2 separate regions of the Homo sapiens genome follow, and region 2 is linked to region 1. A link is a contact called in ENCODE Hi-C or POLR2A ChIA-PET data. All regions are on one chromosome and are shown on one strand. Each heading gives the region's core, a stretch centred on a gene start or an enhancer-like site at or near the end of the contact. The rest is flanking DNA. Distances are from core to core; before and after follow the strand shown.

Region 1 (6,149 bases), core at 3,550-6,049:
GTCACCCTGGCTGCTGGAGTGCAGTGGTGTGGTCTCAGGTCACTGCAACCTCCAGCTCCCAGGTACAAGCAATTCTCCTGCCTCAGCCTCCTGAGTAGCTGGGATTACAGGTGTGCACTGCCACGCCCAAATAATTTTTGTATTTTTTAGTAGAGACAAGGTTTTGCCATGTTGGCCAGGCTGATCTCAAACTGCTGACCTCAAGTGACCCGCCTGCCTCGGCCTCCCAAAGTGCTGGGATTACAGGCGTGAGCCACCGCGCCCGGCCGGTCTTCACTTTTAATTCTAGTTCTCTTGCTATTTTCAGCACATCTGCAGTTACTTCCCATGCTGAAGTCTTGAGCCCGTCAGACTCACCTATGAGGGTTGAAATAATCTTTTTCTTTTTTTTTTTTTTTTTGAGACAGAGTCTTTCTCTGTCACCCAGGCTGGGGTGCAGTGGCCGGATCTCAGCTCACTGCAGCCTCCACCTCCTGGGTTCAAGGGATTCTTCTGCCTCAGCCTCCTGGCTAGCTGGGATTACAGGTGCGCACAACCACACCTGGCTAATTTTTGTATTTTTAGTAGAGACAGTGTTTCACCATGTTAGCCAGGCTGGTCTCGAACTCCTGACCTCGTGATCCGCCCACCTTGGCCTCTCAAAGTGCTGGGATTACAGGCGTGAGCCACCGCACCCAGCCGAAATCATCTTTTTCATATTCGATTAATGTTGATAATGACCTCCTCTCATCAATCCCAAATGTTCTTTTATTTTTTGTGTTTTTGAGACAGGGTCTCACTCTGTTGCCCAGGCTAGAGTGCAGTGGTATAATTGTGGCTCACAGTAGCCTCAACCTCCCCGGGCTCAGGTGATCCTCTTACCTCAGCCTCCCAAGTAGCTGGGACTGGGTGTGTGCTGCCACACCCAGCTAATTTTTTGTCGTTGTTGTTTCACCCCATCTGGTCTTGAACTCCTGGGCTCAAGTGATTTGCCTCTCTCGACCTCTGAAAGTATTGGGATTACAGGCATGAGCCACCATGCCTGGCCAATCCTGAATGTTTTTAATGGCATCTAGAATGCTGAATCTTTTCCAGAAGGTTTTCAATTTACTTTGCCTAGATCTGTCTGAGGAATCACTATCTATGGCCTTAAAATGTTTCTTAAATAATAAGATGTGCAACCTCCGGCTCCCGGGTTCAAACGATTCCTCTGCCTCAGCCTCTCGAGTATCTGGGACTACAGGTGCACGCCACCATGCCTGGCTGTTTTTTTGTATTTTAGTAGAGATGGGGTTTCACCATGTTGGCCAGGATGGTCTCGATCTCCTGACCTCATGATTCGCCTGCCTCAGCCTCCCAAAGTGCTAGGATTACAGGCGTGAGCAACCACGCCCGGCCTTGTTTTTCTTTTTTAGAGAGAGGGTTCCTGTTGCCCAGGCTGGAGTGCAGTGGTAGGATTATAGCTCATTGTAGCCTCAAATTCCTGGGCTCAAGCAATCCTCCTACCTCAGTCTCCTGAGTCACTAAAACAAAAACAAACATACACACACAAAAAAACAAAAAACAAAGACCACTGATCATAAATCACCACAACAAAGTTTGAAATATTGTGAGAGTTACTGACATGTGGCATAGAGACATAAAGTGGGCACGTGCTATTAGAAAAATGGCACCAATACACTTGCTAGATGTAAGATTGCCACAAACATTTGATTTGCTAAAAATACAATGTATATCCCATATACCCCCTAAATATATATACCTACCATGTACCCACAAAAATTAGTAAATCTTGACTGGGCACAGTGGCTCACGCCTGTAATCCCAGCACTTTGGGAGGCCAAGGTGGGTGGATCACTTGAGGCCAGGAGTTTGAGACCAGCCTGGCCAACATGGAGAAACCCCATCTCTACTAAAAATACAAAAATTAACCTCCCAGCGACTCGGGAGGCTGAGGCATGAGGATCACTTGAACCCAGGAGATAGAGGTTACGGTGAGCCAAGATTGCACCACTGCACTCCAGCCAGGGCAACAGAGCGAGACTCTGTCAAAAACAAAAAGAAAAGAAATTAAAAGTAATCTTTAAAAAGTTTTTTAAAAAGACTTGTTACAGGGAAGAAGAAATGTGTCTGTGAGGCGATGGGAAGAGGATACGGCAGTCTTGAGGAGAACTTCCTTGTTTTTCTTTTAGAGATGAGAGCAATGTGAGCCTATTTATAGTTGCAACCTCGCATGGTTCGCAGGAACCTGTGGTAGACATAGGAGAGTCTACCTTGGTGTAAATGACCTGGCAGCTCCCAGAAATCTTCCCCCTTCCTGCTTAGGTAGGAGTTGTTGATGATTGTCTGCACTGGTAGAATGTTCTTCATTTTTACAATGGTTTTTTTTTTTTTTTTGAGACAGAGTCTCACAGCGTCACCCAGACTGGAGTGCAGTGGCCCAATCTCGGCTCACTGCAACCTCCACCACCTGAGCTCAAGCAATTCATGTGCCTCAGTCTCCTGAGTAGCTGGAATTATAGGCATGTGCCACTACAGCTGGCTAATTTTTGTATTTTTAGTAGAGATGGGGTTTTACCATGTTGGTTAGGCTGGTCTCGAACTCCTGACGTCAAGTGATCCGCCCGCTTTGGCCTCCCAAAGTGCTGGGATTACAGGTGTGAGCCACAGCGCCCAGCCTACAATGGCTTTGTATTTAATTCTGTCAGTTGTATTAAAGAAGAATTACTGGGCTGGGTGTGGTGGCTGCCTGTAATTCCAGCACTTTGGGAGGCCAAGGCGGGCGGATCATGAGGTCAGGAGATCAAGACTATCCTGGCTAACACAGTGAAACCCCATCTCTACTAAAAATACAAAAAAATTAGCCGGGCGTGGTGGCACGCACCTCTAATCCCAGCTACTCAGGAGGCTGAGGCAGGAGAATGGCATGAACCCGGGAGGCGGAGCTTGCAGTGAGCTGAAATTGTCTCAAAAAAAAAAAAAAAAAGAAGAATCACCAAAATATAAACTCAACTAATGATGGAAAAGAAATGTCACACAAAACATTAGACCTTCAGTGGGTCAGAGTGTCACTTATTTGCTTAACTCCTAAGTGGTCTCTTAAGGGAATCAGGGGTGTTTTGGAAAGGGGACATTTCTAAGTTAGTCTTGTTAAGTATCAGTCTTGAGGGTGCCAGTTCCAGCTGTGTTTTTTTTGTTGTTTTTTTTTTTTTTTTTTTGAGACGGAGTCTTGCTCTGTTGCCCAGGCTGGAGTGCAGTGGCGTGTTCTTGGCTCACTGCAACCTCTGCCTCCTGGGGTTCAAGCAATTCTCCTGCCTCAGCGTCCTGAGTTGCTGGGATTATAGGTGCCAACCACCACACCTGGCTAATTTTTTTATTTTTTATTTTTAGTAGAGACGGGGTTTCACCATGTTGGCCAGGCTGGTCTCAAACTCCTGACCTCTTGATCCACCTGCCTCAGCCTCCCAAAGTGCTGGGATTACAGGTGTGAGCCACTGTGGCCGGCCTTAGCTGTGAGATTTTATGTAATTTTCTTAGCTTTACTGAGACTGAATCTTCTCACCTGAAAAGGAGGGATGAGAGGACATCCTCATGAAGGTTAGCAGTTGTGTAGAATGACTAGCATTCTATGGACACTGAGTTCATGGTAGGTGCTCATATTGTTGTTAAGCCTGGTATAAGTAAGGTGGCAAGGATTGCTACTCTGATATCTTATTTTTCTCCCCTGCATGTCACTGCTTTGTTATAATCATATCTGACCATTGCAATTAGATTTTAGTTTGTGTTTTTTCACAATAATCAGTTCCATAGGGACAGCCTACAATTTAGTTCAGCACTGTCAGTTCAGCTTGAATAGAATGTGACACTTAACCGATTTGTTTTTATTTATTTATTTGTTTATTTTTGAGACGGAGTCTTGCTCTGTCGCCCAGGCTGGAGTGCAGTGGCGCAATCTCGGCTCACTGCAAGCTCCGCCTCCCAGGTTCACGCCATTCTCCTACCTCAGCCTCCCGAGTAGCTGGGACTACAGGCACCCGCCACCACGCCCGGCTAATTTTTTGTATTTTTAGTAGAGACAGGGTTTCACCGTGTTAGCCAGGATGGTCTCGATCTCCTGACCTCGTGATCCGTCAGCCTTGGCCTCCTAAAGTGCTGGGGTTACAGGCGTGAGCCACCGCGCCCAGCCCTATTTGTTTTTATTTTTATTTATTTTAACTGATTTTTTTTTTTTTTTTTTTTGTGAGACGGTGTCTCGCTCTGTCGCCCAGGCTGGAGTGCAGTGGCGCGATCTCGGCTCACTGCAAGCTCTGCCTCCCAGGTTCATGCCATTCTCCTGCCTCAGCCTCCGGAGTAGCTGGAACTACAGGCTCCCACCACCACGCCTGGCTAATTTTTTGTATTTTTAATAGAGACGGGGTTTCACCGTGTTAGCCAGGATGGTCTCCATCTCCTGACCTCGTGATTCACCCGCCTTGGCCTCCCAACGTGCTGACATTACAGGTGTGAGCCACCGTGCCCGGCCAACTGATTTGTTTTTAAACCAAAGACCTAGCATGGAAGGGCTTTATCATGCTGGGTAGACTGTACCATTTTTAGCACCTCAGTGACCATCTAAAGACTAGAAACCAACCTTGGAGTAACACTGGGAGGCTTTTGGCTTTTGTTTTTGTTGCATCAGGTTCAGCTTCTACAGGATTAGAATGATTGTTATTTTAACAATGGATTACAGAAATGTGTCTGTTCAAAATCCATCTGTAATGGTAATACTGTATTCATCAGTGGTAGAGCAGGAGTCATTCTGGGGAAATCGGCCATGAGCCTGTTGACAATAGGCTATTTTGGGAAGCTGAATGTGTTAAACAAACAACAAAGACTGAAAATGAATAAACTGCTGATTTTCACGTGAGAGCTAATTTTAGTTCCTGGGCCTCCCTGTGATCTCTGAAATGAGAATGAGAAAAGATCTTGCCTGTCTGTGTTCAGGTTTTTTGAATGTCCCAGAGTGCTAACGTGACCTAGATTCTTAACTAGTGAAGTCGAGTGACTTGACTTTGCCCAACAAAAGTATTTTTGACACTCAGACTAGTGTCTGGATCTTTTCAGAAAAGAAAATAAACAACAAAGTCTAACAATCAGCTCTTCATTGGTGTTCACTTTATTTCCTTCCATGAAACTAGCCTCAGCTTAATGTCTTGTACTTTTTTAGGATATAGTTCCTTGTGAATAAATTGTGTGCTCTAGTTCATCATTTTGTAAGTTGAATATATATATATATTTGAATAACAAGAATTGTTTATGTAAGCAACAACTTTCTTTGAAGGCCCTTGGAAAACATTAATTACATTGTTCTCTTGCCCAAAATGTCTCTTGAAGCTTTATGATGAGCCCTACAGCTGCAGCACTATCTTTTGGTGATTGCTGTCACTGTGTTACAGAGAGCAGATATTCTAGAACCAAGGACCTGTTTTCTGGTTTTCAAAAAAGGAATTATTTTTTACTATACAGACATTATAGACCCCTTAATGGGAAAATTAGAGAAATATATTTTTCCTAACTACATTTATAATGGTAATGTCACATACATACAAAAAGTCAGTTCTTTCACCCTAAAAGATGAAATTAGTCCGTAATCTCATCTTTCTAAGCCCTTGTCTTTATTCATACGTAGGAATTTTTGTGGTTGTAGTTGTAGTTACATACAATCATTCGTCGTCTTCTCCCCCATTTGACATTATACTGTAAGCATTTTGCATAAAGTTACAAAAGCTGTAATACATCCCCCCAAGCGAGTACAGTGCAGTCATTAAAAAGAATAAGACTGGGCTGATCCACATACACTTGTATGAAGAGAGTTTACATATTTAGTTAAAAAAAAAGTGGAATTATGTAATTAAATGTGTTTAGATAATACAGAAATGTGAGGTGAAGGAAGTCTCCACCCGACGCATCTACCCACCTGCGTGCATATCGAGTCCCTACTTACCTTCCAGACTTTTCCTCTGCATCTGTTTATACAGGGTCTTTTTGTTTTGTTTTTACAAGAATGCAATCAGAATGTACATATATACTTCTACTCAACTTCTTTTTCAAACGTAATATATTGAGGAACGCTCTTCATACAAGTATATGTAGATCAGCCTAATCTTATTCTTTGTAATAACTGTATAGGA
Region 2 (6,628 bases), core at 135-2,634, 320 kb before region 1:
ACCAGATTATGGTTGCTATGGAAACAAGGGGCACCTTGGGCTCCCAGAGCTCAGCCCAGGTGCTGCTAACTCAAGGAATAAGGTCAGAGTGTGAATCAAATAAAAACCCGCTTGTCTGGGCCTTGTGTACACACACGTCTGCCCTTCTGACCACGTCCAGCCAGTGACTGCGTCCACGCATGTACCACAGGGATGCTCTGTCCTCAGCAGGGAGGCCTGGGTCCCGGTACACAATGCTCAGTGTGCCTGCGTAGGTACGCCTGCAGGCACGAGGGCACATCGCACAGTTACACGTGTGTGACCGCACAGCCCAGGACTGTTGTTAATATCGGAAATGGGGCCGGGTGCGGTGGCTCGCGCCTGTAATCCCAGCACTTTGGGAGGCCAAGGTGGGCGGATCACCTGAGGTCAGGAGTTCAAGACCAGCCTGGTCAACGTGGTGAAACCCCATCTCTACTAAAAATACAAAAATTAGCTGGGCGTGGTGGTGCGCGCCTGTAATCCCAGCTACTCAAGAGGCTGAGACAGGAGAATCGCTTGAACCGGGGAGGTGGAGGTTGCAGTGAGCTGAGATTATGCCACTGCAATCCAGCCTGGGTGACAAAGCGAGACTCTGTCTCAATAATAATAATAATAATAATAATAATAATAATAATAATAATATCAGAGATGTTAAGGCAGGTTACATGTGTTGAGCACTAGGTACCAGGCACTCTGTTCCCATTTCACCTGGATAATCTCATTTAAGCCTCACAACAAGCGCACCCACGTGCAGGTACTGTTATTATCCTCAGACAAAGAAACTGGGGCACAGAGAGGTTGCGCAGCCTGCCCCAGGTCACCCAGAGTACGTGAACCTGACTGCTGGAGCCGCACTGTGGGGGAAAGTGCTTTAAACGGCACTGGTTCCCGTGCAGCTGTGAAGCCAGCTGCCTCATCAGCAGCACCTCAGCGCTGGTAACACACAGGTTTCCTGGGCCCCACCCAGGCTGATGAGGCAGAATCCCCAAGCCCCAGGGTGGGGTCCGGAAGCTGCATTTTAACGAGGTCCCCTAGGTGATTCTGTACTGCAGCCAGGGTGGGCAGCCATGGGTCCAGCCTACGTTCAGCTGCCTGACAGGGTTGAACAGGGCATGGCAGGGTGGGACAGGGGCTGTCCCTCCCAAGTCCCGTTCCCGAGCTCGTAGAACAAAGCTCCTCAATTCCACGGGGCGTCTGCTGGTGGCAAAGCACCGAAGAAAGGGGCAATGGCTGCCGTCAACCCTCCCCCCCAACACCCCAGGGCAGGGCTACAAAAGTCAGTTATGTGGCTTTGTGGTCTGCCAGGCACGGATTTCCGCCCACTCCACCCTCTCAGAATGAGCTGGGTGTTGGGGTTGGGGGGGGTGGTACCACACTGCGGTAACCTACTGGTTCACAGCTCAACCCAAGGTAGGGAGGGGACAGCCACCTCACCTGGGTAACAAACAGTGAGACAGCCCGAGCTGGGCACGCTAGAGGCTCCCACGGTCTCAGACCCCAAGTGGGGAGGAACTCAGACAGAAACCACCAGATCCCCACGGCGCGGGAGGAGCTGCATGTGACCTGAGGTTCCGGCTGCCCCAGGGGCACAAGGAAGAGAGCCTTCCATGCCGATGGGGAAGGGGCTGTGCGTGGAGGAAGCTGCATGGAAGCTGGCCCTGGAAGGACGGGCAGGTTGTGACCCTGATGCTGACAGGGAAGGGGCAGCAAAGGCATGTTCCCTGTGGGCAGAGCAGCACAGCCACAGGCGAAAGTGCCCAGCCACACACAGCAAGTTCCACCCTCGGGCTGCAGCTGAAGATCAAGAGGAGGCACGATTGTGAGAAAACAAAACCAGAACTGACAGAGGCACAGAGAGGTTAAGTAACTTGTCCAAGGTCACCCAGCTGGTAGAGTCAGGATTTAAACAGAGGCTGCCTGACTGCCAAGCCCACAAATCAATCAGTAAGCTGGGGTCCCCACTTGGTGTCCTTTGCCCCTTTTCTTCTGTGAATATTTGAGAATGCTGTCAAGGTGAACCTACTAGGCCTAGAACAGTAGTTTTCAACGGAGTCGGGGAGATTTTATACCACTGCCCCAGAAATAGAGCAACGTCTGGAGACATTTTCTTTTTTTCTTTTCTTTTTTCTTTTTTTTGAGATGGAGTCTCACTCTGTTGCCCAGGCTAGAGTGCAATGGTGCGATCTCGGCTCACTGCAACCTCCGCCTCCCGGGTTTAAGTGATTCTCCTGCCTCAGCCTCCCGAGTAGCTACGATTACAGGCACGTGCCACCATGCCCGGCTAATTTTTTGTACTTTTTTAGTAGAGACAGGGTTTCACCATGTTGGCCCGGCTGGTCTCGACGAACTCCTGACCTCAGGTGATCCACCTGCCTGGGCCTCCCAAAGTGCTGGGATTTGTGAGCCACCATGCCTGGCCTGGAGACATTTTCATTATCACAGTGAGGGGTGGGTTGTGGGCATCTTGTGGATACAGGCTAGAGAGGCTGCGCAACACCCTACAACGCACAGGATGGCACCGTAAAACAAAGAGTCAGCCAGCCTCAAATGTTACCAGAAGCCCTGGCCCAGAGGGCTCACGCCCACCAGGAGCCCATTTTAACATCCAGCCTGACCTGAGTCATTGCCCAACCACTGACGGTCACCACACTTGTGTATCCCTTGGGGAAGTGCTTCCCAGGTTTGGCTGCCTATTGGAATGAACGGGGGATCTTTTAAAAGTATAGTTGGGCACCGCAGCTCACGCCTGTATTCCCAGCACTTTGGGAGGCTGAAGCAGGCAGATCACGAGGTCAGGAGTTCGAGGTCAGCCTGGCCAACATGGCTACTAAACCCCATCTCTACTAAAGATACAAAACATTATCTGGGCATGGTGGCATGCACCTGTAATCCCAGCTACTCAGGAGACGGAGGCAGGAGAAATCGCTTGAACCTGGGAGGCGGAGGTTGCAGTGAGCCAAGATTGCACCACTGCACTCCAGCCTGGGCGACAGGGCGAGACTCCATCTCAAAAAAAAAAAAAAGTACTGATGCTGGGTTCTACCCTCCGACATTCAGATTTAATTGGAACTGGGTACAACCTGGGCATCAGAATTTTTTTTTTTTTTTGAGACGGAGTTTCACTCTTGTTACCCAGGCTAGAGTGCAATGGTGCGATCTCGGCTCACTGCAACTTCCATCTCCCGGGTTCAAGCGATTCTCCTGCCTCAGCCTCCTGAGTAGCTAGGATTACAGGGAACCACCACCACGCCTGGCTAGTTTTTGTATTTTTAGTAGAGACAGGGTTTCATTATATTGGTCAGGCTGGTCTCGAACTTCTGACCTCAGGTGATCCACCCACCTCGGCCTCCCAAAATGCTGGGATTACAGGTGTGAGCCACTGCGCCCAGCCGGCATCAGAATTTTTAAAAGCACCTCCAGGTGAAACCAAATTGTAGAAAAGTTTGAGAACCACCGTCCTGGGGGAGGGAAGGAAGGAACAAACAAACTATTTGCTGTGACCCAAAGACAGCCCCCCACCAGATGGGGGCTGGGGGTCCCTACACCAGCATCCTGGCATGAGAAGCCCATCAGAGTCAGCACTATCAAGGTCTGCCTTCGGGCCAGCGTCTAGTAATAGGGAAGGCAGAGCTGGAGCCAGCTTGAGGGATGAAGAGTTAGTCACAGCTGGCAGAGACCGGAGGAGGAGGTTAATTAGAAAGCCTGTGTCACTGGGCAGGAGATAATGGGCCTGAACCGGGAGACAGGAGGAACCACCCCCCCATGACTCAGAGGCTTCTCAACCCAGTGACAGAAAAGAACTGGATCTGAAAGAGAGAAAAGGTTAATTGAGAGTCAGTTCAGTCTGGGAACAGAGCCGAAATGACCAGCCAGCCACTGAGGTCGGGGCAAGAGCACTGTTCTTGGGGATGACCTGGGGAGAGGGACTTGGGAGTCAGCCACAAAGAAACAAGAGCTGAGGCCTAAGGAGGTGAGCAGAGCAGAGGGTCCGGCTGACTCTGGTCTGCAGGGTAGGCTGCGGCCAGCTCTGTTCTTTAAAGTCTGCAGTTAGTTGTCAAGATTTTGTCTAAAACTCCAGATTTCCGGCCAGGCGCAGTGACTCATGCCTGTAATCCCAGCACTTTGGGAGGCCGAGCTGGGGGGATCACCTGAGGTTGGGAGTTCGAGACCAGCCTGGCCAACATGGTGAAACCTCGCCTCTAGTAAAAATACAAAAATCAGGCCAGGCGCAGTGGCTCACGCCTGTAATCCCAGCACTTTAGGAAGCAGAGGTGGGCGGATCACCTGAGGTCAGGAGTTCGGGACCAGCCTGCTCAACGTGGTGAAACCCTGTCTCTACTAAAAATACAAAAAATTAGCCAGAAATGGTGGCGCATGCCTGTAATCCCAGCTACTCGGGAGACTGAGGCAGGAGAATCACTTGAACCCGGGAGGCAGAGGTTGCAATGCACCAAGATCGTGCCATTGCACTCCAGCCTGGGTGACAGAGCGAGACTCCGTCTCAAAAAACAAAAAAACAAAAAAATACACACACAAAGAAACGGATTTCCAGCTGCTGTTATAAAATGGAAGATCCGCTAAGACAGGCCAGCATTCTTGCAGTGCCCAAGAGCTGAGGGTCCAAGTCAGAAAGCAGCAAGGATGGAGCTGATGGAGAAGCAGGAAAAGAACCAGGGGCCAGCACGTCACAGACGACAAGAGCAGCCCCTCACGTCCCGACCCTGCCCTGACCACCTCTGTGTTGTCCTATCGCAAGTTAGCAGCACCCCTGCTCAGGGTCTCAGCTTACTGATCTGTAAATAAGGAGGGTGAGGCCCATCGCCTCTAGCTGTCCATCCTCGTGTCCATGGGGCTCCTGCAGGGTGCCTGCAAAACCTGAACCCTTCCGACAAAGATCAGCCCAGGCAGGTGAGGAATCCCAAATATAGCTGCAGAGGCCGGGGTGACCAGCCAAGGGGAGGGAAGGGAAGACTCAGGGTGAAAAAGCAGCCTTCCAGTGTCTGCAGGGCTCTTAGTGGAAAGAGGGGTGAACCTTGTTGAATGGGGGTAAGTGGGGACGTGCGGGCCAAGGGTCAAGACTGGACCGAGCAATGCAGTTACAGAGATTCCAGATGAAAACAGCGGTCAGCTTCGAGCAAAGTTGTACTACAATAAAATAGGCATCCATACAAGGTAATGAGCTCACTGTCCCCACAGGTAACCAAGCTCAGCCTGGGTGACTAGTTTTAGGGGCACAGGAGATTTGCATAAAGACTAATTTGACTTTTGTTGGCCAGGCGCGGTGGCTCACGCCTGTAATCCCAGCACTTTGGGAGGCTGAGGCGGGCGGATCACGAGGTCAGGAGTTTGCGACCAGCCTGACCAACGTGGTGAAACCCCATCTCTACTAAAAATACAAAAATTAGCCGGGTGTGGTGGCGCATGCCTGTAATCCCAGCTACTCAGGAGCCTAAGGCAGGAGAATCACTTGAACCTGGGAGGCAGAGGTTGCAGTGAGCCAAGATCGTACCATTGCACTCTAGCCTGGGTGACAGAGCGAGACTCCGTCTCAAAAAAAAAAAAAAAAAAAAAAAAAAGGGTGGGGGGACAGGGGAGGGATAGCATTAAAAGACATACCTAATGTTAAATGACGAGTTAATGGGTGCAGCACACCAACATGGCACATGTATACATATGTAACAAACCTGCATGTTGTGCACATGTACCCTAGAACTTAAAGTATAATTAAAAAAAAAAAACGACTAATTTGACTTTTTAAATCTCAAGCCCTAAGATTCAAAGACTCTAGAGATCTGGGGGTCTCTCCTGAAGGTTCCCCTCTCCCTCTCCCAGCGCCCCCAGGGAAGGCCATCGGGGATTAGGTTCTGGACTCTGCCTCCCAGGGAGGGAAGGCCGGGGTGGTCCAGACAAAGCTCGCAAGGTCCACATTTGCTCCCCTCGCCCTTCACCAGGGCCTCAGCCCTCTGTCCAGCCCTAGCAACTCCTGCTCCACACACAGCCCCCGGTCCCAGCATAGCCTCACCCAGAGCCTTCTCAGAGGCAGAGGAAGGAACTCCTGGGGTGGGGCGGGGGGAGGGGAGGGTCCCAGCACAAGCCAGAGGGGCCACTGACAGCCCCTATTGACACTCACATCCCCAACTCCCTGCTAGCTGCCCCAGAGGAGCCAGCGGGAGGAAGGGGATAGAAGGTGCCACCCCGCTCCCAGACACCAGCGTCGTCTCTGTACGGCCCCTGAGGGCTGCTTGGGCCCCTGTCCATCAAGAGCCTCTCCCGCGGTGGCTGGAGAGGGGTGTCCTGACACACCCATGGGTCTGCAGTGTGTAGACAAGAAGCACCAGGGGGTGCACAATCTGGGGAGGCACGAGTCTTTCTCCAGAGCCAAGTGGGAGCAATTCTTCCCCGGCCTTGGCCAAATCCAGCTCCCAGCGAGCCGGGCAGAGCCCTCTGGCCTCTTCCACAGGACCGTGAGTCTTCCCATCCAGGCCAGGCCAGCAGGCCTCTGGGCCTGGGGAGACCAGCGAGGAAGCCCAAGTGCATGGCCAGAGGCCTGGGGGTTCATGAGGACCCGGGGAGCTGAGAGGGGTGAGGGGGGCCTCCGGGGATGGTT

What was found. Hi-C counts contacts between places; a loop is a spot of excess contacts on that map. ChIA-PET counts read pairs that join two places held with the same protein, here RNA polymerase II (POLR2A). Pooled maps may share reads with other maps.
Region 2: a pooled map shows a loop between it and region 1 (3-fold over the local background). The contact joins two enhancer-like sites. A Hi-C loop is called at or near these places in 2 of 50 pooled maps. POLR2A ChIA-PET finds 5 or more read pairs at or near these places in 2 of 52 experiments (OCI-LY7 and PC-9).

Annotation. Positions count from the first base shown.
Region 1 is chr17:2,489,946-2,496,094 of GRCh38, reverse strand. All of the region lies in intron 2 of METTL16 (methyltransferase 16, RNA N6-adenosine), which reads left to right. Among named protein-coding and RNA genes, the nearest start is that of METTL16, 19 kb to the left of the region's middle. RefSeq lists enhancers at 171-671, 4,929-4,998. Within about 2 kb of position 4,799, at least 9 of the 41 ENCODE cell types and tissues checked have a DNase peak (open chromatin) inside an H3K27ac peak, as active enhancers do; they include OCI-LY7, where a contact is called at or near this core.
Region 2 is chr17:2,809,492-2,816,119 of GRCh38, reverse strand. The region is part of intron 2 of RAP1GAP2 (RAP1 GTPase activating protein 2); the gene reads right to left. Among named protein-coding and RNA genes, the nearest start is that of RAP1GAP2, 16 kb to the right of the region's middle. Within about 2 kb of position 1,384, at least 10 of the 41 ENCODE cell types and tissues checked have a DNase peak (open chromatin) inside an H3K27ac peak, as active enhancers do; they include OCI-LY7, where a contact is called at or near this core.